5 separate regions of the Mus musculus genome follow, and all the other regions are linked to region 2. The links are chromatin loops, found by intact Hi-C in ENCODE. Cell type or tissue: left cerebral cortex. All regions are shown on one strand. Region 1 holds the start of Sf3b6 (splicing factor 3B, subunit 6). Region 2 holds the start of Fam228b (family with sequence similarity 228, member B). Region 3 holds the start of Itsn2 (intersectin 2). Region 4 holds the start of Fkbp1b (FK506 binding protein 1b). Region 5 has its middle 2.8 kb from the start of Gm46332.

Region 1 (5,000 bases), 48 kb after region 2:
CTTACGCCTATGCCCACAATGACACACTTACTCTCAAAGGCCACACCTCCTAATAGTGCCACTCCCTGGGCCAAGTATATACAAACCATCACAAAAAGCCAAGGCTTCATGCATGGTAGGCAGACACTATACCAACTGAGCTACATTTTAGCACAAATCTGTCTTTTTTTTCCCCCATTCATCTTTTTCCATTTTCCTTGTGAGTAGAAAGGGAGAGATGAGAACAAAGCTGACAGCCCCTGCAGACCTGGAGTGGCATTTGCTACTTTGTGGGTTCTCTTTTTTCTACCCTTCTCCATTCCTTTTCTTCTACCCTTTCAACCCCCTAATGCTAGATAGGGGAGAAACAAGGATAGAGAGGAAGGGGGACAGAGTCATAGGTTGACTACTTCCTGCTGGTTAGGGCCATTGCTCTCCTTGGGGCAAGTTTAATCTTCCCATTCAGGATACCTAATTTCCTCTTGTTTCTTCTTTGTGCACAACTACTTAAGCCATGATAAACCAACAACTCACCTGCCTCTCAGGGCCCTAGCATTTACATTTCCCTTTGAAGGAGGAGTCCCCAGAATTCTAAACATCATGTGGTCTCAGAAACTGCCTGCAGCTGACAAATCCCACCCCCGCAGGAGCACAAGGCCAGTCCTAGTCAGCGGCTGTGGACAATCTAAAGCAGCCCATAGGCCTCACCTGGATGAAAATGAAAACATATTCCCATAATATGTCTGTGATTGTCAAAGAGACCAAAGTTTTCACTACACAGACCCGCTAAGTTAGATGTGGACGATCAGTCTGCTCTGGGTCTGGAACAGGACTTCCTCTTTTCCACTCTTACCCATGCCTGGCTGCCGTGGGAATGGATTTATTGGGGGGGGGGGGGATGAGACAAAATACCAGGTGTTGGTGTAGTTATTCCCACCTCTGTGATAAGGTGGGGAACAGGGACTCAGGTAGGAGATGCACAAAGTAACACATGCTATTATAATTCCACTCACTACAGTCTTTCTATGCACGATGTAACACATGCTATTATAATTCCACTCACTACAGTCTTTCTATGCACGATGTAACACATGCTATTATAATTCCACTCACTACAGTCTTTCTATGCACGATGTAACACATGCTATTATAATTCCACTCACTACAGTCTTTCTATGCACGATGTAACACATGCTATTATAATTCCACTCACTACAGTCTTTCTATGGCCAGTGCTTCAGGTCCAACCGTACTTGCCTCCTGCGCTTGTAGTGATTTGTTATTTTCAGGCAAGGCCTCAATAGGTAGCCCAGGCTAGCCTTAAGCTCGAGCTTTCCCTGCTTCAAACTCCACGTGCTGGGGTTATAGGCACGCACAGCCACACCTATGTTTATCTTTACTCACATGTCCAGAGATATACCTTGAAACCTTATGAGTACCAATGCTTGCGTTTAACATGACTACCAATCTCTCTCCTTTGGAAGGTGCTGATCCTATTAGGAGAAGAATGTCAACTGCCCAGCTCTTGATGGTTGCTGGGCTCTCTGTGGCTTAATAGTAGGAGCTGTTGTTAGTTTTAGTGGGCCCTGTTTTTAAAACTACTTCTTTGTTTGTTTGGGTTTTTTTGTTTGTTTGTTTTTTGAGACAGAGTTTCTCGGTATAGCCCTGGTTATCCTGGAACTCACTTTGTAGACCAGGCTGGCCTTGAACTCAGAAATCTGCCTGCCTCTGCCTCCAGAGTGCTGGGATTAAAGGCGTGCGCCACCACGCCCAGCCTTTAAAACTACTTTTTAAATGAGGTAGTCGGATCACTAGTTTGCTCGATCTAGGGATAATGAGGTGGGTGGTAAGTGAAAGAAAGTAGGATTGTCACCCAGAAAACTGCCTTTGTACAAACAGCTTGCTTTAGGGAGCCTATAAATAAGTCTGCTACCTTGTGTACCAATTGGTAACTGTGTTCAGATAATTAATTCTCTAAACCCTCCCACGTATTTCTATACTTCATATTTATATGTTTCTATCAGAATGAGCAAAAACATGGCCACAGTATTAAGTCTTCACATAGGCCCACGGCTTTGTTTTCAGGGTAGACCTCTTCTCAGTATACCAAAAAAGCCTATGTAAGCTTGGACCTTCGACAGGTTTATGTTCCTAAAATCCTCTGTAGCATCATAGAAGGAGCCAGCTTTGGGAGTATATCCCATCAGTTTCGCAGCGATAAGGCTTCAGCATTCCTTTTGTGTTAAGCTATGTAAGTCTGTCACTTGCACTAGTATTTTACTGCAGCCTTCAGTCTTACCTGGTACAGAATGAGGGTGCACATTTGAAAGCATGCTCTTTCCTGATGGGAAGTGAAAGGGTGTGCTGTTTTAGATACTCAAAACATTAGGGCTAGGCAGGATGGAGAATAACAGGGTTAAGGCCTTTCTTCAGGCTGATAATCTTTTCCTTAGTACAAACGCCGGTGAAAACCTCCACGGAGCAGATTCTGCCTTTCTCTGCAAACAGCCCCCAACGTCTGCTGCTGGTTCTTGATAGAGTCTACCCGGCAACTTATATTCAAGTGGCTAATATGTGGGGGCTAACAGGAGCGCGGGCAAAATCGTCTTGGAGCTGCCCTAGTGAAGGAGGACCTCCGAGCAAACTCGGAAGTGGCCTCTCTTCCCATGTCCTGTAAAGCTGGTCTAAGGAAATAAAAAGATGCATGTGACGGGTTGTGTGCTCTGTTTGCGTGGACAGGGGCCGCGGGAACCGGGTGAGGGAGTTCGACGGTCAGGTGAAGCGCGACCTGAGGCCCAGGGCCCCGGGATCGGCCTTCCGAGCAAAGTTCAGATTGGGACCTCTGTTGGAAGCGCTGGCGAGCCGGGTTCCTCTCCGAGACCTGGGCGCGCTAAATCGCAGGCTCTGGGTCTGATCTCTCTCATGGACCCCGCCCCTCGCTCCTTAAGCCACACCCCCTCAAGCGGAACACCTCCCTTCCCTTGGCATTCGCCCCGCCCCTTCCGGTCCGCAATCCGGAAGCGTTCTGGAGCTTGCTAGTTCGCTTTCCGGCTTGAGAATGCGTTCTCTGTAGTGTGACTTGGAGCATCTTTTCTAGGAAGTAAACGCGTCCTAATTTGAGACGCGGACTTTCCGGCATTGCTGTAAAAGCTTCCGGCGCTACCTGGCTGTAAATACTCTGTATCTGACGCCGTGTCGCCCACGAAGGCGATCAGGTTTAGAAATATCCAGAGGGATCTTACGGTAACCTACATCAGCCCGCCAAGATGGCGATGCAAGCGGCTAAGAGGGCGAATGTGAGTACCCCGCTTTCTGCGTGACAGGGAAGCGATGTTGTTGCTTGACTGTTGCTGCGTGCCTGGGGAGCGTTTTTTGTCCCTCCGCCCATAGTTGGGGAAGCTTGTTATCAGTTCTGTCAAAGGAGGTTCTGTCCTGGGCTCGTCCTCAGGGGTGTGTTCTTTGAGCGACTTTTCGCCCCACCCCTATTGAGAGCCCCCTGGCATCAGTGACCTCGTAACGCCTAGGACCAGGCGTTAGGCTCTTCTGAGTCCAAAAAGACATACGGAGTAACTATTTGGTTCCTTGCCAGCTGGAGCCTGGGATTTTTCTCGAATGTAGAACTTTGGGAATCCTCTATTAATATTATGTAAGCACCTGCTTTGTCTCTTGTCTTACAAACGGGAAGCAATTCATCAGTTGGGTTTATTCAACACTACTGTGTAAAGGACTAGTCGGGCTTATGTTCTACTGTTGTCAGTGAGTGTTACCAAAACCTTTAAGGAAAAAAAAAAACATCTTTCAGGAAATTAAGAAGTGGTTAAAACTTAGAATCACACCAAAACAAAGACACATAATTGACCATTGGATATCCTGATGAAGATTTTGGGCAACCGCGATTATGTGAATCATTTCAGTGAATGAAAACTTAGTTCCTGTAAAATAAAAAGATGGTAGGAGTTAGGACAAAACTGTAGAGCTGATTCTATGATTTTTCTTATTAATAGAGAAATTGAATTGTTTTAAAGATACCTACAGTGCTTTTTATAGACCAACGAGAGTGAGCCAACATAATGGTAGAGACCTGATATGTAAGATTCCAGAGTAAAACTGGAATGTGGCTCAGTGATTGCCTAGTGGGCGTGAGTCTGGATTTGACTCCCAGCACCTCAAACCATGACAACCAAAAATAAGTAAAGAGGGGAGTGGTTGGTACACCAATAGAAGAAAAAAATGGTTGGATGGACATAGATGGATAAAGTTTACAATAGGAATATATAGTTACCATTTGATCATATCTGTTTTCTTCAAGAAGTGTGGAGCCCCGGGTCATATCCTATGTTGGCTGAGAAGAGTATAGAGCCTTTTCAAATTTTACAGGGGATGATGATGGTGAAGTTTTAGGAGAGAAGAGAGAGACATACACAGTGTTTTACACAGTGAAAAAGCAGATTTACTGGAGAAATATATTTGTGTGGCAGTTGTTGATTATCAAACTTGACCTGGAAATCTTAAACTTTTATAGTCTGTCTAATTATCACCACTACTCATTTGAAGGTAGGGATAAGCGTTTTTACTTTCATGTTTGTTTATTATTGTATGTGCACATGTAGAGGCCAGACGACAATTTGTGGGAGTCGGTTCTCTCCATGTGGATTCCAGGGATTGACAGCTCACCAGGCTTGCTGGCGAGGGCCAGCTCACCAGCCTGAGGGCAAATATCTTATCCTTTCATTCATATAATGCTTAGCTTCATACCAAAAGCCGTGTTGGTTTAATAAGTGATTACTGAAAATGTTTTGTCTGAGCTGGGCATGGTGGTGGCGGCGCATGTCTTTTATCCCAGCACTCGGGAGGCAAAGGCAGGCGGATTTCTGAGTTCGAGGCCAGCCTGGTCTACAGAGTGAGTTCCAGAACAGCCAGGGCTACACAGAGACACCCTGCCTCATAAAACCAAAAAAAAAAAAAAAGAAAGAAAGAAAGAAAATGTTTTGTCTGGTATGTAATTGACTGTAGTAGCAAAG
Region 2 (5,000 bases):
GAATTTGAGGACAGCAGAGACAACACAGAGACCTTGTCCGAGAGACAAAAGTGGGGGTGCCAAGGGAGGGAAGGAAAGAATACCTGAAAGGAGGGCATTTTGGAACCTGTAAGCCAACAGATACAAGAAATCCAATAAACTTCAAGTAGTGGAGAAATTAGAGCCATCATACATTGCTGGGACTTTATAGTGAAATGGCACAGCTGCTGTGGGGAATCTATTTGTTGGTTTCCCAAAAAGTTATGTATAGAGTTATTTGACCCAGTGAGTGGTTAAGACTTCCTGCTCTTCCAGGTGCGAGTTCAGTTTGCAGTACATTCATCAGGCAGCTTAAAACCATCCCAGTTCCACAGAACCCAACACCTCCTTCTGACCTTCACGAACACCTGTCCACATGCAATGTATAATTTAAAAGACCATGCAGTAACAAATGGTACAACATGGATGAACCTTGAAAGCATTATTCCACATGAAAGAAGCCAGTCACAAAGGATCACATATTACATAGGTCTCATTTGTATAAATGTCCAGAATATGCAAATCTACAGAGTTAGAAAGTAGATTACTGTTACCAATAACTAGAGGGCAAAGAAAGAAGACTGCCAATGAATATAGTTGGTTTTTAGGAATGATGAAAAAATTCTGGAATTAAGAGAGTGGTAGAAGTTATATATCCTTGGGAATAGACTAAAAAGGAAACTGAGCCAGGCGGTGGGGCTCAAGCCTTTAATCCCAGCACTCGGGAGGCAGAGGCAGGTGGATTTCTGAGTTCAAGGCCAGCCTGGTCTACAGAGTGAGTTCCAGGACAGCCAGGGTTACACAGAGAAACCCTGTCTCGAAAAAACAAAAACAAAAAAAGCATACATAGGAGCCAGGCACTCGGGAGGCAGAGGCAGGCAGATCTCTGATTTTTCAGACCAGCCTGGTCTACAAAGCGAGTTCCAGGACAGCCAGGGTTATACAGCAAAATCCTGTCTCAAACAAACAAACAAAACCCTGTCTCAAACAAACAAGAAACAAACCAAAAAAGAATACATAAGTTTTCACTGCATAAAATTTTTTTAAAATAAGCAAAACCATAATGACAGAATGGTTACAGGAAATGAGGGAAGTGTGAGGGGGTACTCCAAAAGAACTTGATGAGAAAACTGGGAGCAGTCAATGTATTTGTTATCTTGATGTGTAAAACTGGCTTCAGGAACATACACACGTTAAAATTTATCGTTATGCATTTCAAGTGTATTTATTTTACACCAATTATACCTTAATAAAACTCTTTAGGAAGAAAAATACAACATATCCAGGTTTAAATAGGGGTTTTTGGTTGGTTGGTTGGTTTTTCGAGACAGGGTTTCCCTGTGTAACCCTGGCTGTCCTGGAACTCACTCTCTAGACCAGGCTGGCCTTGAACTCAGAAATCCACCTGCCTCTGCCTCCCGAGTGCTGGGATTAAAGGCGTGTGCCACCACGCCCGGCTTTAAGTAGGTTTTTATCAGCTTTGTTATATTGTTAAAATTTATAATCAATGGTATATGATTCTACTTTAAGCTCTTAAAGAGCAAAGTAAGTAAGTAACAAAGTTAGTAGAGTTAATGGGGATAGATAGGTTCTATCCAATAGAGTAAAATAGAAAGAAAAATAAAACTTATGCACAAGGCACATCTCTAAGCAAGGACCTCAACAGTCATACAACTGTACCTCCATAAAAGAAAGCGACTGTGGTTCCAACCATTCTTTGGAGCTCTTGAGCTTGGGGAGTGTGCCCGTCACCATATCATCTTGGCTCCTATTTTTCATTGTGGTCATCAAGTAACACAGTCCCTAGAAAAGCTAAAATAGCATTTATTTTGTAATTAAAATTCACAGTAATTTTCTCCGCGGTTTAATAATCAACACTCATGACCTTGGGCACTTAGGGAACGAGTCTTGGAAAACTGCCCGTCCATGTGTCCCTTCCAATTGGCTTGAAACAGGGCTCTCTTGAAGCCCTCCTGGCTAGGAATCTAGTTCCCAGCAGTTTTCTAGGTTTGATATGACATGAATGCTGATGAGTTGCCGCTTTCAAGCTACTGACAAATGAACTTAGAGAAAGAAGGGAATTTGGGACCTTCAAGCTCCAAGAGATCCAAAGCCCTCCCCGGGGCCTGCATGTGAGGGAGAAGAAGACTTGTGGGTCTGCGCCCATGATGAATCTAGGGTACCAGGCCCGCTCACCCGGGAGTACCGGGCCCCCGATTCGCGATTCGCCGGCTCCGACACAGACCGCGTGCGCGGGCCGTCCTGCCGCGCAGGCTTCCACAGGTCCTTCAGCCCCCTCTGGCGGTGGGCCTGCCCTTCGGCTCTCCGCACCACAGTGAGCCCGCGGCCTCAGCCCGAGACCTTGGATTCGGAACGCGCGGGCGTTCGGACCTCTGTCTCCTGGGACGCGGCGCCACCCCTACGCGCCCCTCGGCCAGCGGGAAGACGAGAACGCGCGCGCACCTCGCCGAACAGCACGGAGCAGTGCAGCCCTCTGGCCTGGGAGCGAGGCGAGTCGAAAAGGAGGCAGTGGAACTGTCTCGCGCTAACAGGCAGCTATCGCAGCCAATCAGCTTTTCAGATCCGTGCTACGCCCGCCCCTAGCGGAGCCTCGTCTCCTCTTGTAGCCCCTACTCTGTGTTTAGTTCCCGGCCTCCAGGACTCAGGATTCAGTTAGGCTACCGGCCTCCCATCAATTAGTCCTCCGAAGGCAGCGGCGGGAGAGAGTCGTTCGCCTTACTAGGAACCTGCGGCAAAAGAGTGTTTGTGGCGGTTGACCCTTTGAGGGCCGTCCAAGATGGCAGCACATGAGCAGTAAATGTAGCTCTAAAGAGCCTCCAAGGTGGTCTTAGAGCTCAGGTTTGTTGACCGGTGTCTTGTCTACAGCGTTGATGCTGGCCAAGGAGGAGGAATGAAAAGAGTATCTTTTTTAAATCGGTGGTGCACCTTGAGTGGTTTTGAGATTTTGTGGATAACTGGTTGCTTTTTTTTGTTTTTACTTTATTTTACTTTTATTTATTTGTTTGTTCATTTTTGCGGAGCTGAGAATTGAATGGAGGACTTATTCGCAGATCTTTATTTTTCTAAGACAGGGTCTCTTTGGCCTTGAACTTGTGACCTTCCTGCCCTTAGAGTACCCAAAATAATAGGCATAGACCTTTGTTTTTAAATCTCAGGTAAATCATTAAATAGATAAAAATATTGAGGCTCTGATTTTTTTTTCAAACTCACCTTCATAAACCATTCTGTGAATTCTGATTTTTCTATAATAGTTTTTCTTCCCCTCTGAGTACTGGTGAACCCTGGATGATGGACCACTATTTTCACTCGTCCACCGTTTTAGAGGACACACACTGATAATAAGCTGGAACGTACACAAGAAGCACTTGTATTGTCCCTCGTGGAGTCTTCAGCTGCAGGTTCTGGTTCAGAGCCGAAGAAGCATGAGTCACTTGCAGAACTTACTGTTAGATACCCTGCTGGGGACGAAACACGTGGACAGCGCAGCCCTCATCAAACTCCAGGAAAAGACCCTGTGTGTGACATCACCAGGATTTAGTGTAAGGGTGAAAGCTTCTTAAAAATATTTTTTAGGTTAGCATATAGAGTGTTGGATTTTATATGTTATCTTCATGTATGTGTTGTAAGCTATGTAACATCCGAACATGTTTCAACAATGTCAGAATTTATTGAGTAATGATAAATTCACAAAGTACGATAGTTTCTGTGGCAACAATTTCATACATATGCCTGCTTTCTTTGGTAACCTCACGGGTAAGCACAGATTCTTATTCTGCTATCTTAATTACTAATATCAACTCATGGATTACACACACACACACACACACACAGTGTTACAGATTGGCAATAAAGTGTTATGAGGCCACAGCAGAGATCAAGAATTTTCAGAAGTTCTGAAAAGCAGGGCAGTTGGTAGAAATATCATTAGATATTTGATATTTGTTGATAAATTAACAGTACCAGAGCTTCGGGAAAGAGTCTGGAGAAGCTGTAGTGATGACTTAAGGCTCCTTCAGATCTCAAGTTTGAAACTGAAGCCGCAGAGTTGAAACCAACTCCAGGAATAAAGGAACCAAGATGGGTCCAGACAGATTGGTAGACTGATAGATGGGGCAAGTCCAGGGCAGTAGGAACTAATACCATCTCAGTGCTAGGTGTTTGCTTCTTTAGGGAGCCAGGTAAGGAAGACACACCCATTCTTTGCTCTGTTGTATATGGTAGTTTCTTGGGCCTGTTTTTTCTGATACGATTTTAATATGTCCATATGCCTCTGCTATTTCAGCATTCTCTCTACTCCCAGAAATAAGTCATTTTTTCAGTCTGGGTTGAGTGGGTGGTTCTTGATAGACCTACTGTTCCTGTGTCCATCCAGGTATGAAGTCATCCTCCATCTTCAAAATAGAGTCTCTCGGGGCAAGACACACTGAAAAACCACTGTTTTACAAAATATAGAGTAACTTAGAGCAAAGCACATCCTGATCCTATATGACACTATACCTTGTTTTCATTCATCCCCAAGGGCCTTCTATCCACCCTCTCCAGCTTCAGCTGGTTCTCTTCCTCCCTTAATTCTTCTGTTTTCTTATCATGTGTATTCCATTATCCTGTTTCCCACATTCCTTAAGAGATCCTCCTCCTCTCTTATAAGTTTGTCTCACACACACACACACACAGATACATAACTGTAAAGACGTGTTTGATGTGTATGGGTGTGTTTTGTCTGCATGTATGTTCATGCACCATGTGTATGCAGTGCCTGCAGAGGGCAAAAGAGGGTTTCAGGTCTCTAGAACTAGACAGTTGGTACCTACAATGTGGATGGGCACTGGGAACTGAACCTGGGTTCTCTGCAAGAGCAACAAGTGGTCTTACATGCTGAATCATCTCTCCAGCCTCATCCACATCATTTTAAATCTAGGTTTCATTTATAAAATAAAATGTGTAGGGGCGGCTCTGTGGTG
Region 3 (5,000 bases), 180 kb before region 2:
ATCTTCAAGCCTTAATCACTATTGTCAGTAGTTCATTCTAAGTTTTGAAAGGAAAAAGGAACTGAGAAAGGGAAAACTTCACCTTTTATCCATTTCTCGGAAGAGAGAGAATATAGGAGAAATGCCTAGGTTCCATTTTTTTCTTATAAGCCACTAAAATAGATGCCTTAGCTAACAGGGGACATGAGCAAGCTCCTACCAAAGAAAGACAAAAAAACAAACAAGCAAACAAAAACCCCAAAAATGACTTTAAACAGGTCCATTTTCCCAGTACTCATGTCCTCAGATGTCCTGGGCATGGGGGGGTGGGGGTGGCAGAGCAGGGCTTTGGTGCTCTGCAGTGGAGCACAGTTACACTGTTGGCACATATTTAATGAGGATACCAAACAGTTAAATATTCAGTGAGAAGGAGGGGAGTGGCAGCTTAGAGTTTTACATTTTATTTAGCATGTACTTGTTATTATACAGGGCACAGGGCTGTAGAGGTGGGAGTTACAGGAGAACTTGCAGGTTGATTTTCTCCTTCCATCCTCGAGACCCAGAGAGCAAACTCAAGTCATCAGGAGTGGCAGTGGGTGCTTTTATTCACTGAGCCACCTCATTTATTTCAACCCATTCTTTTACATCCATGGATGTAAATCTACATGCAAATATGAAAGCAAGTAACATCTACGTTTTCATATAAAATATAAAAATTTGTAGCAAATAGACCTGCACTATAGCTTTAAACACTAAAGAAAGTTACTTAAAGGGAATTATAAATGGAAACTCTGGTCCTTAGGAAAGAATGAAGAATACCAGAAGTAACAAATATCTGGACAAATCAGTATGGTTTCTGTTGGCCATAGCCTCTTAATTTCCTTATAAATTATTTATTTAAAACTAAGGTTATACATAGCATTGCCATAGGCAGTCTATTAGTGGTAAAGGTCTTATGTAAAAGACAAGCCCCTGGTTCACACAGTTTCCTATATAATATTTACCTTACACTATGGTTGAAATCTGCATATTTTCCTTCTGTCTATTCTAGCCTGTCCTTACCATCATAGTCTTCTTTTGAAGACAGGCTGGGAGGTTTTTGGATGAAGAATGGGGTCTTTAAAAACAGGATCTATAAGGCTGGAAGGAGCATGAAAGGAAAAGAGCTTGTGGTTAGGGGTCCCCATGGTAAAACCTTGGTTTATAGTAATGGCCTAAGAGCCTATCCTAGATTTGGCAGAAAGGGAGAAATATGATATGCATAGTTTACTTCCCTGCTCCCTAAGCTTTTCACGCTACACCAACTACTAATCTTTTAGGGAATTGACAGAACGTCTCTGAATTAGGTAGGGCTTGTTATTCATCTACAGTCCATGCTAGAGGTAAACAAATGACAGTCAGATCTGGGAAATTCTGAGGGAATTCACAGGTAGAGTTTCAAGACCAGCCCATGAATGGAGGAATGAACTGGGAGGGTTGCTACATCACCTACCTGAATCATAAATTCCTAAAGACTGAGGATGACGAGAATTCTGGGTGGAGAGAAATGACTGACTATTTCAGGTGCTGAAGTTTTTGCTGGACACTGAGTGCTCTGGTATTTGGCTAAAGAAGACACAAGGAGAGAAGAAGGGTTTTGCAAGCCTAAAAACAAAAATCAAAAACGACAAAAAGGACTGTTTTTGCATAAGTAGGGAAAGAAAGATCTAAAGGCAGCAAGAACATTTCTTGGGTTGCTTCTGTGTTTGCCAGCCTCCAAAATTCCATTTAGCTTGCTGAACAGAAAGAACTACTGTTAGCAAGGCCTGCCCAGCAATCTGAGAATCCTTCATTTCTTTTCTTCCCTCATTACTTATATCCACTAAGTAAGTCCAGATTTATTCCAGAATCGCATATGTATGTATAAGAGAAGCTAGGCTAGAGGAGGCCCTCATACTCTACATTGTGACAGGATAGATTGATCTCAAGTTCTGAATAGAAACTGGAATTATCAGCACTTGGGAGACAAAGGCAGGCAGATCACTGTGACTCTGAGGCCAGCCTGGTCTACAAAGAGAGTTCTAAGACAGCCAAGGCTATACAGAGAGACCATCCCCCCCCCCCAAAAAAAAACCCTAAAACCAAACAAAAAAAATCCCAAGTTGTTGACTTAGTGTTTGGGATACTGCAGGCAGACATACAGAACTCCAATTTCTGATAGCTCTGCAGTTTCTTCAAGGGAGGCCTTTAAATGCACCTGCGTCCCACCGCCCTCCTCTCAAGGATCCAGCAACCTCAACAGAAAGAAGGCAAGGTGAATGTTACCAAGTCCCGAACACCAAAATGCAAGCCAAGGGCTAATTGAAGAGTTAAGAAAACACCGTGAGAGCAAGAAAACCCTGTTTATCACCATCAATGTTTGCTAAATTCCTCCTAAGAGTTGGTTGTCCAGTTCAGTTGGCCCTGAGCATCTCCGCAATCTCTTTCAAGTCAGACTTTCTATCTGCATCAGCCCCAACAGGGGTCAGTGAAGCCTGGGGTCATCTGATCTACACATATCTCTCACATTTCAATTGAAATCATAGGGATACTAATGTTTGAAAACATCCATTTATTTATGGGATTTTTAAAAAACAATTTTTATATAGCCTAGACTGACCTCAAATTCACAATCCTTCTCAGCAGTCAGACTGATGCGACTCGTTCTCTGTGTGCAGGGGTTACAGGCACGCACCAGTTTACGTTATGAGTTTTGCATCTCAGTACACTTCCTTCCATGGAAACCTTACACTCCCATTTTGCCCATTAGGGACCATCATTTCCTCATCCTCAACCTTAAGAAAGCTTTTTTTTTGTCCAGGGGGTGCTGTTGCCTCTGTCAAACAGCAGATAAAGAATGGTGATTTGAGTGAGGAAACCACAGAATAGAAATAAGTTCTAAGTATGAGTTTCTCCTATTAGATGGGTAAGGATGTTTAGCTTCTGCAAGCAGAAAAGTCCGGGACGGTCTTCCTGTCTGTCATGAGCTTGCTCTTGTGTGTGAACAGAGGGATGCTTTTTCTCAGTCTCTGTCTCTGTCTCTGTCTCTGTGTCTCTGTCTCTCTCTCTTTCTCTCTCTCTCTCTCTCTCTCTGTGTGTGTGTGTGTGTGTGTGATGGTGAATGGACAGCTAACTCTTGGGTGTGGTAAAATCCTTTAAGGAGAGTCCTTGAGAAGGATCTGCAGCAAAGGTGGAGGCAACTCCTTTGCACCTCTAACTTCCCCATTCTCAGGAAAGGCTTGCTCACATGTTAACGAAGAGACCTTCAGTGAATAAGAAGGTTCCAGCTTGAGAGACAGCAAGCTCCATGTGTGGTCCAACGGGGATGTCCTGGACATCTCTTGGCCCTTTCCAAAACCTTAGGGTCCTGTGGCAGGAAATGTCCCACCCAGTCCCCGGCAAGTCACCTCGAAGAGGAGGAGCCAGGTGGGGGGTCTTGGCAGCTCCTGGAAGGGCTGTCAGCCGCGGAGCTTCGGGACCTGGCGGGAGGAGAAGCATTTCGGCCCACGCCTTCCACGGTTCCGGGGGCGAGGAGGAGCGCCACGCAGTGTCACGCTCCCCACGGTGAGGAGTAGGTGTCCCGCGGCTAGGCGGGCGGGCCGTCACTGCCCGCCCGTCGCTCGCCTCCCCGCCCCCCGGCTTCCTGCGGAGGCCGCGGCCGCCATGTTGTTGTGGGGCTGAGGCGGCGCCGGCTGAGAGCCCAGCAGCCGTGACAGGCTGCGCAACAGGTTCGCTGCGGCCGGCCTGACGACTGACCCGGCGGCGGCGGCCGCGGCACGGCAGGGTCTTCCCGGAGCTTGGCCGCGCCCACGCGCCGGTGTCGAGGAGCGCGCGGGGTCGCGCCGGGACGTGCGCGAGGCGCCAGGTGGGTGAAGCCGCCCGTCGGCGCGGCCGAGGGGCGCGGGGCAGGTGCGGCCGCCGCCGCCCCCGGGGTTCCACGGGCCGGGCAGAGGGGGCTGCGCGCCGCGCACCGCCGGGTTCAGTCCTCGGAAGCGCGTGCGGCCCCCGCCCTAGGCCCCGGCCGAGGACGGCCGTGCCGGGCGGAAACCTCCGGCCCCGGGGTTCCTGCCTCCGCCGCGGGGCGGGCGGGCCGCTCCTCTCAGAGGCCGGGAAGCCCGGGCCCCTTGCCGCGGCCTCGCTTGGCAGGTGACGGCCTCCGCCTATCGCTGGTGGCGACCGGGTTCCGGGCTTTCCTTAGGGGCATCTGGGCTGGGTGCGCGTTGCCTTGGGGACCTATTTTATTTTGGCTTAGTTGACTTTTCTTTTCTTTCTTTCTTCCTTTCTTTTCTTTTTCCTCCTTGGTCAGGGTTGCTGCAGAGTGTCAGGTGAGCCGCATCCCGGTGCGTCAAAGTAGCCGGAGTCACGAGAGGACAGTGGGCGGATGCTTGGCGTCCACTGCTCGCGTTATAACAGCTAAAGTTGAGAACTGTTAAGCGCTGACTTCTGCATTATGCATTTCTAGGGTATATATAGGAAGCACAGCGAGGAGTCTCTGTAGCCAAAGTTCACTGCTTATTTAAGGGAGAAGAGGCACCTACAAGTGCATAGTGAGTAGGTAAACCGAGGCTGCAAGTTTCATTCTGCTGAAAGACACTGTTTGCAGGTATTGGTCATGCTCTGTGTTATTCAGTGATTGTCCGTGGCAAATACACTCATTTGAAACTTGCATTCATAACGAACAGGAACATTTTGGATAGACCCAGCTACTTTACAATAGGAATTCAAGTTGACACAGAAATTACTGCCGTACTCCGTGCTTCTTGTCTGTTTCACGGCGTTTCCTACTTCCTCAGGGGACGCAAGGTGTCACTTGGAATTTTGTGTTGTTAGCTTAGTTTAGGTAGTACAGACTGGAGGCCAAACTAGGTGCTTAAGCCTTTGAGAAATTGCTAACTTCCCTTTCACGGTTTGCTGTATTGTCATCCAGTGCTAAAACCTAAAAGCAATCTAGAAACATGGCCTACAACATTTATACAAGTTGATGGGAGGCCTGCAAAATTCAG
Region 4 (5,000 bases), 72 kb after region 2:
AAAATTACTCCCTTACTTTCATCTATTTTACAAGTGTTCAGGAATAGCCTACTACGTGCTAGACCAGAATCATGAATAGCCTACTGTGTGTCAGATGACCAGAGACAGAGAGTAATATATGAACCCGTGAAGAAGAGAAGCACAAACCTAAATCTCAGATTGCTATAGAGTCATGATTACATCAAAGATGAATATCATTAACAAGAAATCAATAATGACCAGGCCTGTGCCCTCATATCAGAGATACATCGGAGAACAATAAAGACAGGAGCCCTGCTCTTCTAGGGTCTACCTTCTTTCTTTTGTGTACATGGGATGGTCATGTGGGGTGCAATGGAGTGGGGTGTGTGTGTGTGTATGTCACACCTAGCTTTTTTGGATGAGTGAGGAGATTCAGGCTCAAGTCTTCATGCATAGCTAGAGCTCTTAGCCACTGAGCCATTTCTCTGGTTTACATTCTAATGGAAGGAGACAATGCTCACATAAATATGATCATTACAGATGGTGATAAATCCTTTAAAGAAAATGAACACTGATGAATTTCAGAGAGACACAGAGAGCTGGCAATTTCAGAAAGGGTGAGCCAGGAAGGCATTTTGAAGAAGATGAGGTTTGAGCTGCTGCTTAAGAAGGAACCAACTCAAAAGACCATGAAGCAGGAAAAGATTGGTGCACTTTCAGAATAGGAAGGAAGAGGGTGAGATGGAGGAGAGGAACATGACAGTGATGCACCACGCAGCGTGCAGAGATGGGTCCCATACTAAATGCAATTGGAAACCACTGATGGGTTTAAAAGCATGGAAATGACCTAATCTGAATTAAGATTTTATAAGATCACTCTAGCTCCCGAGTGTGGGATGGATGGTTAGACATCTGTTGCTATAGTCTAGACAAGAAATCAATGGTTGCATGAATTAGCAGAGAAGAGAGTGAAATAGATTAGAGATACGTTTTGGAAGCAGGGCTGACAAGGGCATGCAAGTGGATGAGAGGAAGGAGCCCACTCCCCATCTCACCATTGAATGGTGGGAAAGGATTAGGGTTTGGGTAACCGGAAGGTGGTAGAGCTGTTCTGAGAGATGAGAAAACTGGAAAGGAACAGATTTGTGAGGGTGGCAATCTTGAGCTGCCCATTAGACATGCAAGTTTTTACTGCACAGAGGCAGATGCAGAGCCAACCCTGGATAAACAAACTGGGTGGAATAGAAAGCTATGAGACTGGATTAGGAGCTTGGGAACATAACAACACAGTCAGCGGTTAGTGGACTGTAGGAGCCTACCAAAGGAAGCCAGAGAAAGCCCCACAGAAAACAGTTAAATTGGCTGTTAAAAGATGGGTGGGCGTCTGTCTGGAGAAGTAAAGGGACCTGGGAAATAGAATTAGTTGTAAGACATGCTCGAAACCTGGAATCCAGAGTTGGGATGTAGCTCATGTACAGCAGGTGCCTAGCAAGCACAAGGGTTCCACCAGGAAACACACAAATCCTTAGGGTCCTAGAGTCCAGTCACAGTGAGAGCCCATTGGTTCCATCCTGTAACCCTAGGTCCAGCACACAGTGTACACGTTCCATAAATATCTGCTAAATGAGTGGTTTGTTTAACAACTCACAAGTGGCTTGGTGAAGTTGGTTGTGGATGCATGGATAGTAAGTATCGAAAGAGGAAGTGCCAGTGTGGATCCCTCCCGCCCTAGCAATCACCAAGAGGGCAGCTGCTTGCAGAAGTAGGGGGAAGAGTCTTTTAATGATTTTCTTCCTGAGGGAGGGGCCCTTAAAGCTCTGCATTTTAGGGGACCTGTGAGAAAAATGAGGGGACTGAGAACGGAAGTCAAATGGAAGGCGGGGAGAACGAAGATGGGGAGACAGCTCAGAGGCTGTGTGGGTGACAAGGCCTGGGAAGAAACGTGTATCTGCAAGGAGTGATCTGGGCAGTATCGGGTACTTCCAGGAAGCCCTCGGTTTGTAACCAAGAAGCCCTTTAACTCCCTGCGAAGGAGCATGCCAATAATATCCAACAGCAAGTTTGCTTGTTAAACACTCTGGACCTTGGGGGTGGCTTTTGGTCTGGATTAAATTTTGCTTAAGAAATAGCTACTCCTTGAATATGTTGAATACACCCAGTTTTCTAAATAGTTGAGGAAACTTGGTGAGACAGGGAACCCAGAGATAGATAGACTGGGAGGAGGGGGTGGGGTGGGGCGATGAACCAAATTATGGAACGCGAGTTGTTTTGACCTGGCTGACCCGGCACCATGGACCCCCCAGGAGGATCAAGCAGCAGGTCCGAAGGCTGGGTTTTGACTGAGGAGGGCATGGTAGAGGGCAGATGACCAGGAAGGGTGAGTAGGACCGGGAGGGTGAAATAGGAAGCAGAAGCAGCCAAAGGAGTGGCAGGCTCCCAAATTGGCTCTCTCCACAACTAACCACTGCCCAGCCCTGGGGGCCTCCAGACAAGAGGGGCGGGGAGGTGTGGTGCAATAGGAGGGGTTTCTCTGTACAGCAGGAACCCCCAAAGCGAGATCATCCCTGGAACCGAACAGGAAAAACGGAACAGAAATTCAAACCTGGGAAGTCAGTAGCAGCGGTTAATCGAGAGGTTGCAGCTCAGGAGATAGCAGCCGCAGCCTAGGACAGTGGCTGGACATAACCCCCTTGCCCTAAGGTGGCCGCCTTCACTCCCCAAGGTGAGCGGGCGCAGAATGGGATGGTGCGTTGTCCTCTGAAACCCACAAGAATCGGGGAAGGAGGTCTCCTCCTGTCGCCCGCATCTTTGACCCTCTCCCCGCTTCAGGTCCCCGGAGCCACCTCGGAATCAGATCCCAGCCCGCGGACTCCGCCCCGGGACCCCTCCTCCTCCCGGGCCCAGCCGCCCGGTACCGTCTCCTGGGGAGATGGTCTCGATCTCCACGCCCATCACGGTCCCACAGGCCCCGCCTCCAAGGGGGTCCTCGCGGCTGCCCCGACCCCGGCTCCGCTCTGGCGCGGACCCCGCAGGCACTCCCGCTCGCCTTCTTGCCGCCACTGCAGAGCCGGAGGAGGTGCGGCTGGAGTCAGGACCTGCGCGGGGAGGGGCCGCCGGGAAGGGGGCGGCGGGGTGGAGCTGTGCGACAAGGTGGGGTCGGCCGGGGCGGAGCCCGAGGGAAGCGACCCTGACGTGGCTGCTCCGGATCCTGGCCAGACTAACCACCATTAACCCACTGGCTGAAAGGGGAGGCAGGGTGAGCGAGGCGTGCCGGCACTAGCACATCCACACATCTATCCACTCAGTGTATATTTATTTAGCACCTACAGGGTGCAAAGCCCCAGGGAGTCCACTCAATCCTACAGACTAGGAGAAAGTCGGTAATTAAACTAACTCTTTAAATACGTGTGCTCAGTGCCGTGGGGTTCAGAGTAAAACGGAAGCACCCGAGACTGATACCTACCCGGGTTAGGCTTCCCGAATCTATTGGAGCAGAGCCGGCGAAGGGAAGAAACCAATTATTGACGAATTTTCCTCAACCACCTTAAGACCACATTCATCATTCCTCAAAGTTTTACAGCAGGTATATGTATTGGAGGTCTCACCTTTCAAGGTAAAGGACTGCTCCCTGGGGATTCCAACTGAATTAAAGGAGGATCAGCTCTGTGCTGAAGATACAGCGACAGCCTGAATGGTGAATGCTATAGAAGGAATGAATGAATTCTTTTACCTCTACCCAAACCAAACCAGGATCTAAAAAGATACTTTTGTCCTTCCCCAATCCGAATTCCGCTTCCTTGGTCCTGGGACTTGAATCCAGGGAAGCCAGGGCCTGTTCACTCACGCTAAGCTAACAGAGGTTACGTCCATGGCCCCTAGGAAGATACATTGGGAGGAGAAAACATTTGCTTGAAGGCTGAAGGAGACTTTAAGAAATGCCCCCCACCCCCATCTTTTCTACACCCGTTGCACAGATCTGAATTTGTTTCTGACAAGAGCCAATGGGAGGTGAGTATGGGAGAAGGACCTATTTATTCAAAGGCCCAGAACTGGAACTTGACGCATTTTCCTCAGTTTCTCCATCTCCACTCTTCCAAGTGGCTAGCTCGCAGATACTAGCTTGCCAGGATACAAGGACTAAAGTTGGTGCTCAGAAAAGCTGGTTTACGGTACTGTGCACGTTAGGATCAGAAAAAAACCCGTGTGTGTGCCCTAGAGTCGTCAGGGCTTAAGGCAAACAAACAAACAAAAAAGCTTAAGACACCCCACCCTCCAACCCTGACCCTCACCCCCCTACTGGTTATGGCCTTGGGCAGGTACTTTGAGATCGGGGTAGAACAGATCTGCTACTTGGGCAGGCCTACGAGGCTGGCTTCAGGTAAACGGATGTATTTACATTTTGGGAGTGATATTTTATGGGATTTTTAAATGTGGAGTTCTTGACTCCCCTCTAAACTAAACACTAACTTTTTACACATGTTGACTGTAGAATTCCGATTCCCTCTTGCCAACCAATTTTTTTTTTCTCTGTATAGCCCTGGCTGTCCTGGAACTCACTCTGTAGACCAGGCTGGCCTAGAACTCAGAAATCTGCCTGCCTCTGCCTCCCAAGTGCTGGGATTAAAGGCGTGTGCCACCACGCCCGGCTCTTGCCAACCACTTCTAAGAGAACAGTTGAGACCTGCGTGGGAAAAGAGGTTGAAGCACTTGAGGTGTATTGTGAAGATTTTCGGGCGGTGATTTCGCGGGAACTACAACTCCCAGAAACACTTGCGGCAAAGCCCGCGCTTAATGGCCATCGGAAGGACCCGCCGCTAACGTGACGCACTCAATAGCCAATAGTCTAGAGGCATCTCCGAGGTCCAAAGGCCGAGGCTTCCGTTAGGTGCCCGGGACTTCTGATTCCCGGTCCTGTGACGTGAGCGGCCCCGGGATTTTACGTGTGGGACGGGGAGGCAGAAGACTAAGGTATTTCGTTGTGTGTGTGTGTGTGAAGTGGGTGGCACTTCAGGCCCAGGGATGTAGGCGTGGGGAGAAGT
Region 5 (5,000 bases), 200 kb before region 2:
AACACAGCCCACATAATCAATTAACCAGGGCTCATAGAGGCTCACAGAAATTGAATTGGCAATCAGGAAATCTGTACAGATCTTACCTAGGTCCTCTGCATATGTTATGGTTGCGTAGCTTAATGTTCTTGTGGGACTCCTAACAGTAAGAGTGGGGCTATTTCTGACTCCTTTGCCTGCTTTAGGAACTCTTTTCCTCCTACTAAATTCCCTCATCTAGCCTATTATGAGGGTATGTGCTCATACAATAGTCTTAGTGTAACCTGTCATGCCATGTTTGGTTGATATCCCTGGAGGTCTGCTCTTTTCTGAAGGGAAAAGGAATGGATCTATGGGAGGCTTGGGAGGTGGCAAGAGGAGGTGAGAGGTAGTAGGGGGTGTTGGGAGGAGAGGAGGGAGGGGAAATTGTGATCAGGATATAATATAGAAAAGAAGAATAAATTAAAAAAAACAACAACAGCAAGAAAAAAGTGTGAAATTATGACCACTGTGCCACTTATATACAGGTCTTACTCTATTGTCTCTCTTCAGATTAACGTCAAAGACTTACAATTTGTAAGTTCTGTGTGGGCTTGGTTGTACAGCATTCTATACGCATTATTCTGGTTGGAAAAGTCTGGCATATAGGACAGCATTTATTAAGATGCCATCAAAGAGATTTGGAATGGCACTTACTTGGTAGAGCATTTGTCTGATGTGTACCAAGCCCTGGGTTCCATCCTCACCCCCTGAGCCTGGGCTTGGTGACACAGCCTTGTAATTGCAGCAGAAGCAGAAGTGGGAGGATCAGAATTCCAGCTCATTCCTGAGCTCAAAGCCAACCTGGGCTACCTGGGACCCAAAGTCAACCTGGGCTACATGGGACCCTACCTTAAACAGCACAAAGACCAGCAAAATCTCCTGGTCGTCTAGATCAGAATCACCAAGCTGAAATGTTTGGTAAAATATAAATCTCTCATGCCAGTCAAAATCTACCAAAGGTTTGGGAATGAGGTCTTTGAATGGGCAGTTTAAACATAATTCCAAAGAGAAATTATACATAGATATTTATGTGGTGGTGTTTGTGTACAGTTGGTTTAATTTTACATACTTTTAAAGAAGGGAGTATTAGGGTGAGAGAAATGGCTCAATAGTTAAGAGTAGTAGCTGGTCTTCCAGGTGACCTAGTTTCTATTCCTAGCACCCACATGGCAGCTAAACACCATTTCCAGTTCCAGGGGACCTGACACTCTGATCTCTGTGGACACTGCTCACATGTGGTACACAGACATACATGCAGGCAAAACACTCATACATGTAAAATAATAATAATAATAATAATAATAACAATAATAATAATAATAATAATAATAATAATAATAAATATTTGTTTGTTTGTTTTGTTTTTGTCTGAAGCAGGGTTTCTCTGTGTAGTACTGTCTGTCCTAGAACGTCTCTGTAAACCAAGCTCGTCTTGAACTCTGAGGTCTGCATCCGTCTGCCTCCTGAGCACTGGGATCAAAGGTACCACCATGCTCTGCATAAACCTTGTTTTTTTCCTTAAAGGAACTATTTTCATTGATTTCCCAGACTCAGTAAGAGACTGACATTATCTCAATCAACCAATTTGAGGGTAACATATAGATAGGATAAAATAAGGCAGAGAAGGGAGGCAGATATTAAAATCATATTCATGGATCTAGGTTGAACAGAGAAGGGTGTTAGGTTTATGGTCAGGGAGAAAGACTGGCAGGTGTACTGGGCTTATTGTGGATAAAATCCTGTCTCTTAGGTTTGATTACAGCATTGCCCTGCATAGTTTTAAATGAGGTATGGTTTGGAATAATGTCTTCAAGTAGTTCTCATACCGTAATATGTGTAAGAATTGTATCACTCCCAAGGTTGTTGGGCAGACATCTTCAATTCAGACAAACTCGGCAGGATATTTTCTGCAGGTGGTACACTGAACACACTTGGAGAACCACTTGGTTCTTTGTTTTTCTTTTTACTTGACAGAATATTCTGTTGGAGCTCACTGGAGTCTCCCTGGGTCTAACAGCAAAGGATAGTTCAAAACGGTCTTGACTGCCCATGTAAGCAAGAACTGAGAAAACAGCTGCTCAAAGACAGTTCGAATCCTCTGCTAAGCGTCCTGAAGACAAAAAAAAAAAAAAAAAGGAAATGCCAGTTTAAACAGCAACAAGGAGCCACACACAGTTGGTTCTGTTTGTTCTGACCTGTAGGGGGAGTACAAGGATTGGCTTACACAAACACTCCTGCTCTGCAGTGTGGGTGGGGACAGATAGGGAGGTGCCCTGTACAGGTCAAGGACACACAGAAGGTTTTATTGCTAAGAATGGAAGGCGCTAAGCAGTAAAACGCATTTGCTTAGCTGTGTAATGTCCTTTCCAACTGTCTTCTGTGGTTACCTGGATTGGATTTGTTAAGGATTCTTAAAGGAAAAAAAAAATCTGTCACTTGTTTTAAAACTAGGTAAATTATATTCTGAAGGACTACCACGAAGTTGTCTTGCAGTGGGTGAAGTAATCCATCTTAACTTTTCTTTTTTTTTTTAAGATTTATTTATTATATGTAAGTACACTGTAGCTGTCTTCAGACACTCCAGAAGAGGGCATCAGATCTTGTTACAGATGGTTGTGAGCCACCATGTGGTTGCTGGGATTTGAACTCCGGACCTTCGGAAGAGCAGTCGGGTGCTCTTACCCACTGAGCCATCTCACCAGCCCCCATCTTAACTTTTAACACAGTAAGGACAGGTACGTATGGGCAGCCTCTGAGAAGGAAGGGATAGAAAAGTTGAAGAATCACTAAGAAAAGACAGGGAGTTATTTTGTGGGGTGGGGTAGGTGCGTTAGAAACAGGGGTCTATCTATCTCTAATTAGCTCTGGCTGTCCTGTAACTTACTTTGTGGAGCAGGGTGGCCTCAAGCTCACAGTGCTCTGTGTCTGTCAGCCTCTGGTGTGTACCACCATACCGAGATTTTGGTTGCTATTGTACTAAAGGGATTTGATAGGACTCTTACTGAAGGAAGGTAAGGCCTTAAACACAAGGCTGGAGGATAAAGAATTGGTTCAGATAAAACTGACTTAGTAAGATTCCTGCTAACCTGGGGTAGTCAGGCCTAACAAAGGTCAAGACCCACTTTAGAAGGGGCAAAGGGCTCTAACTAAAATTTGGTGAGGGACACAGTCCTGCTAGGGCCGAAGGAGAAAGTGTTCTTTCCCTTTGGTTCTATTGACTGTTTTTCCTCAGAATATAATGAAAGTGTATCCCTGAGGGCAAAGGACCTCTCTATACAGACCTTAACCATTGAAATCCTGCTTAAAGTTGAAATAAATATTCAGGGTTCCAGGATCCAAACTTTCTTTTATAGATGACAACCTAGATGATACAAGCATTCCCGAATTTACAATGGGGCTATGTCATGTCAAAAATGTATTTAACATGATTAAGCTTCCAAACATCGTAGTTTAGAAACACAGCACACTCTAGAATAATGTCTGCTTGTCCTTGTGTGGCTGGCTCCCTTCTGACACCCAGGATTGTGAGGTGGTACCACACTGCACATATCTAGCCTGAGAAAACTTGAAGTACACTTTCTGTTGAATGTTTATGGCTATTATACCATTTATTTATTTATTTATTTAATACATAGAAGAATAGCTTCTTTATTTCATTATGTACATATGTGTTGGATTTATACTGGGTTTCTGTGTGAAATATACATATATTAATTTTATACAAGCACCAATATATACAAAAAATAATCAAAGCAGAAAAATCCCACATTAAATCATTATAAATTTGGAGGTAGTTGTAAAGTGTAAAATAAACATGGACATCCACACATATTCTGATTTAGAAAGTATGTGTTTAAAAATTGACTCTTTGGTGTATTATTATAGACCTATGAAATAAATTTAATTACATGCCCAAATTTAGTAAGACTCCCTAGAATGGGTCACAAACAAATTAAACCTGAAATACCTACAGGACTGCCCTGTGGGTACATTCCCTCTCAGTGTACGGGTAGAACAGTCCTGTTACCCAAGGAACTGAAGGCTCCTTTAAGAATGAGAAAGTCTCAAAAAGGTGAAATAACTTGTCTAAGACAAAACTGCTGGAAAGGTAGAATCAGAAATTTAAATGAGGTCTAAAGGTGAACCTTCAAAACCTTTCCTATCATGTTACAAAGATACACTTTAAACTTAAAATGAAATCATAGCAATGTTTTATAGCCCATTCCCCAGTGATATGCACTGAACTTATCAAAAGAACTTCCAAAGTCACTTTTTAAAATAAAGATTTCAATCTTCTATTTCAAGCCTGGAACCGTCATGACTAATTAGCCAGTACCAAAGGTCTGTGAGTCATGCCACCATTAAAACCACACTGCCTGTGCTGCCACTGTAATAAGGTACCTGATCTTTGGTGATTCAGCGCTGCCTCCTGGCCCCTGCTACCCTTTGCACTTAATTCATCCAATTGAGCAGCAGCATCTCCAACCCTAAGGTCTGGCATAAGCAGACGGCAAGGACAACAGAGCTCTTCAGATGTGCTGGTGCCCCTCTCGCCATTTTGCATCTTGTAAAATTAGTGAAGGGTGTGGAGGCCTTCCCATTGTGGAGGTTTAGGTTTTACACAAGGTACCCACTCTACCATTGAAATTTCCCTCAGCCTTAGAATCCCTTCATCAACACCAAGCAAAGGGATATCAGGCACTTCCAACTTCTTTTTAGTAGGCCATCTTTTGACAAATGTTTCAGGCAACCCTTTCAAACAAACTTTTAACAACTCTTTAAAAAAAACACTGTAGGAGCTTCTATACTGAACCTAGAATCTCCACTTACTGGGCACATGTCAATAAACTCAGACTGATCTAGTTTCATCTTCCTTCCACCATTATTCCATACCTCTAAAATCAATTTTACACATACTTCCCAGACTTCTGCTTGAATGGATTAGACAATTCATTAAGTGGTGTAGTGCACCTCCTCAT

Evidence for each region. Peaks named below come from ENCODE experiments on the same cell type or tissue, not always from the same donor. Only the 100,000 strongest peaks of a DNase experiment are listed, where the experiment ranks them.
Region 1: a loop joins it to region 2, with 2.0 times the contacts of the local background. A loop is called at or near these places in 6 of 42 quality-filtered maps.
Region 3: it touches region 2 in a loop (2.9-fold over the local background); 4 of 42 quality-filtered maps call a loop at or near these places.
Region 4: it touches region 2 in a loop (6-fold over the local background); 3 of 42 quality-filtered maps call a loop at or near these places.
Region 5: it touches region 2 in a loop (4-fold over the local background); 12 of 42 quality-filtered maps call a loop at or near these places.

What each region holds. Positions count from the first base shown.
Region 1 is chr12:4,814,545-4,819,544 of GRCm38, forward strand. It overlaps Sf3b6 (splicing factor 3B, subunit 6), which reads left to right and starts at 3,064. Exons shown (of 4, transcript NM_025323.2): 1 at 3,064-3,275. The coding sequence starts at 3,246. It also overlaps the pseudogene Gm20348. In left cerebral cortex, no CTCF peak of the experiment used is centred here; DNase peaks (open chromatin) are centred at 2,284 and 2,959; H3K4me3 peaks cover 1,988 bases; H3K27ac peaks cover 1,281 bases.
Region 2 is chr12:4,766,692-4,771,691 of GRCm38, forward strand. It overlaps Fam228b (family with sequence similarity 228, member B), which reads right to left and starts at 2,543. Exons shown (of 7, transcript NM_175431.5): 1 at 2,215-2,543; 2 at 1,699-1,830. The coding sequence starts at 1,806. It overlaps Pfn4 (profilin family, member 4), which reads left to right and starts at 2,604. Exons shown (of 4, transcript NM_028376.4): 1 at 2,604-3,578. The coding sequence starts at 3,462. In left cerebral cortex, CTCF peaks have their summits at 2,352 and 2,558; DNase peaks (open chromatin) are centred at 2,320, 2,559 and 4,349; H3K4me3 peaks cover 1,351 bases; H3K27ac peaks cover 1,451 bases.
Region 3 is chr12:4,589,371-4,594,370 of GRCm38, forward strand. Itsn2 (intersectin 2) reads left to right here and starts at 3,638. Exons shown (of 40, transcript NM_001198968.2): 1 at 3,638-3,862. Gm3625 (predicted gene 3625) reads right to left here and starts at 4,361. Exons shown (of 1, transcript NR_169069.1): 1 at 425-4,361. In left cerebral cortex, no CTCF peak of the experiment used is centred here; DNase peaks (open chromatin) are centred at 2,917, 3,568, 4,373 and 4,954; H3K4me3 peaks cover 1,953 bases; H3K27ac peaks cover 1,662 bases.
Region 4 is chr12:4,838,523-4,843,522 of GRCm38, forward strand. Fkbp1b (FK506 binding protein 1b) reads right to left here and starts at 3,051. Exons shown (of 4, transcript NM_016863.4): 1 at 2,877-3,051. The coding sequence starts at 2,913. Wdcp (WD repeat and coiled coil containing) reads left to right here and starts at 4,781. Exons shown (of 4, transcript NM_001170858.1): 1 at 4,781-4,929. In left cerebral cortex, no CTCF peak of the experiment used is centred here; DNase peaks (open chromatin) are centred at 1,225, 1,633, 3,100 and 4,789; H3K4me3 peaks cover 2,059 bases; H3K27ac peaks cover 1,214 bases.
Region 5 is chr12:4,569,848-4,574,847 of GRCm38, forward strand. No RefSeq gene overlaps it. Among named protein-coding and RNA genes, the nearest start is that of Gm46332, 2.8 kb to the left of the region's middle. In left cerebral cortex, a CTCF peak has its summit at 2,221 (motif pointing right); a DNase peak (open chromatin) is centred at 2,249.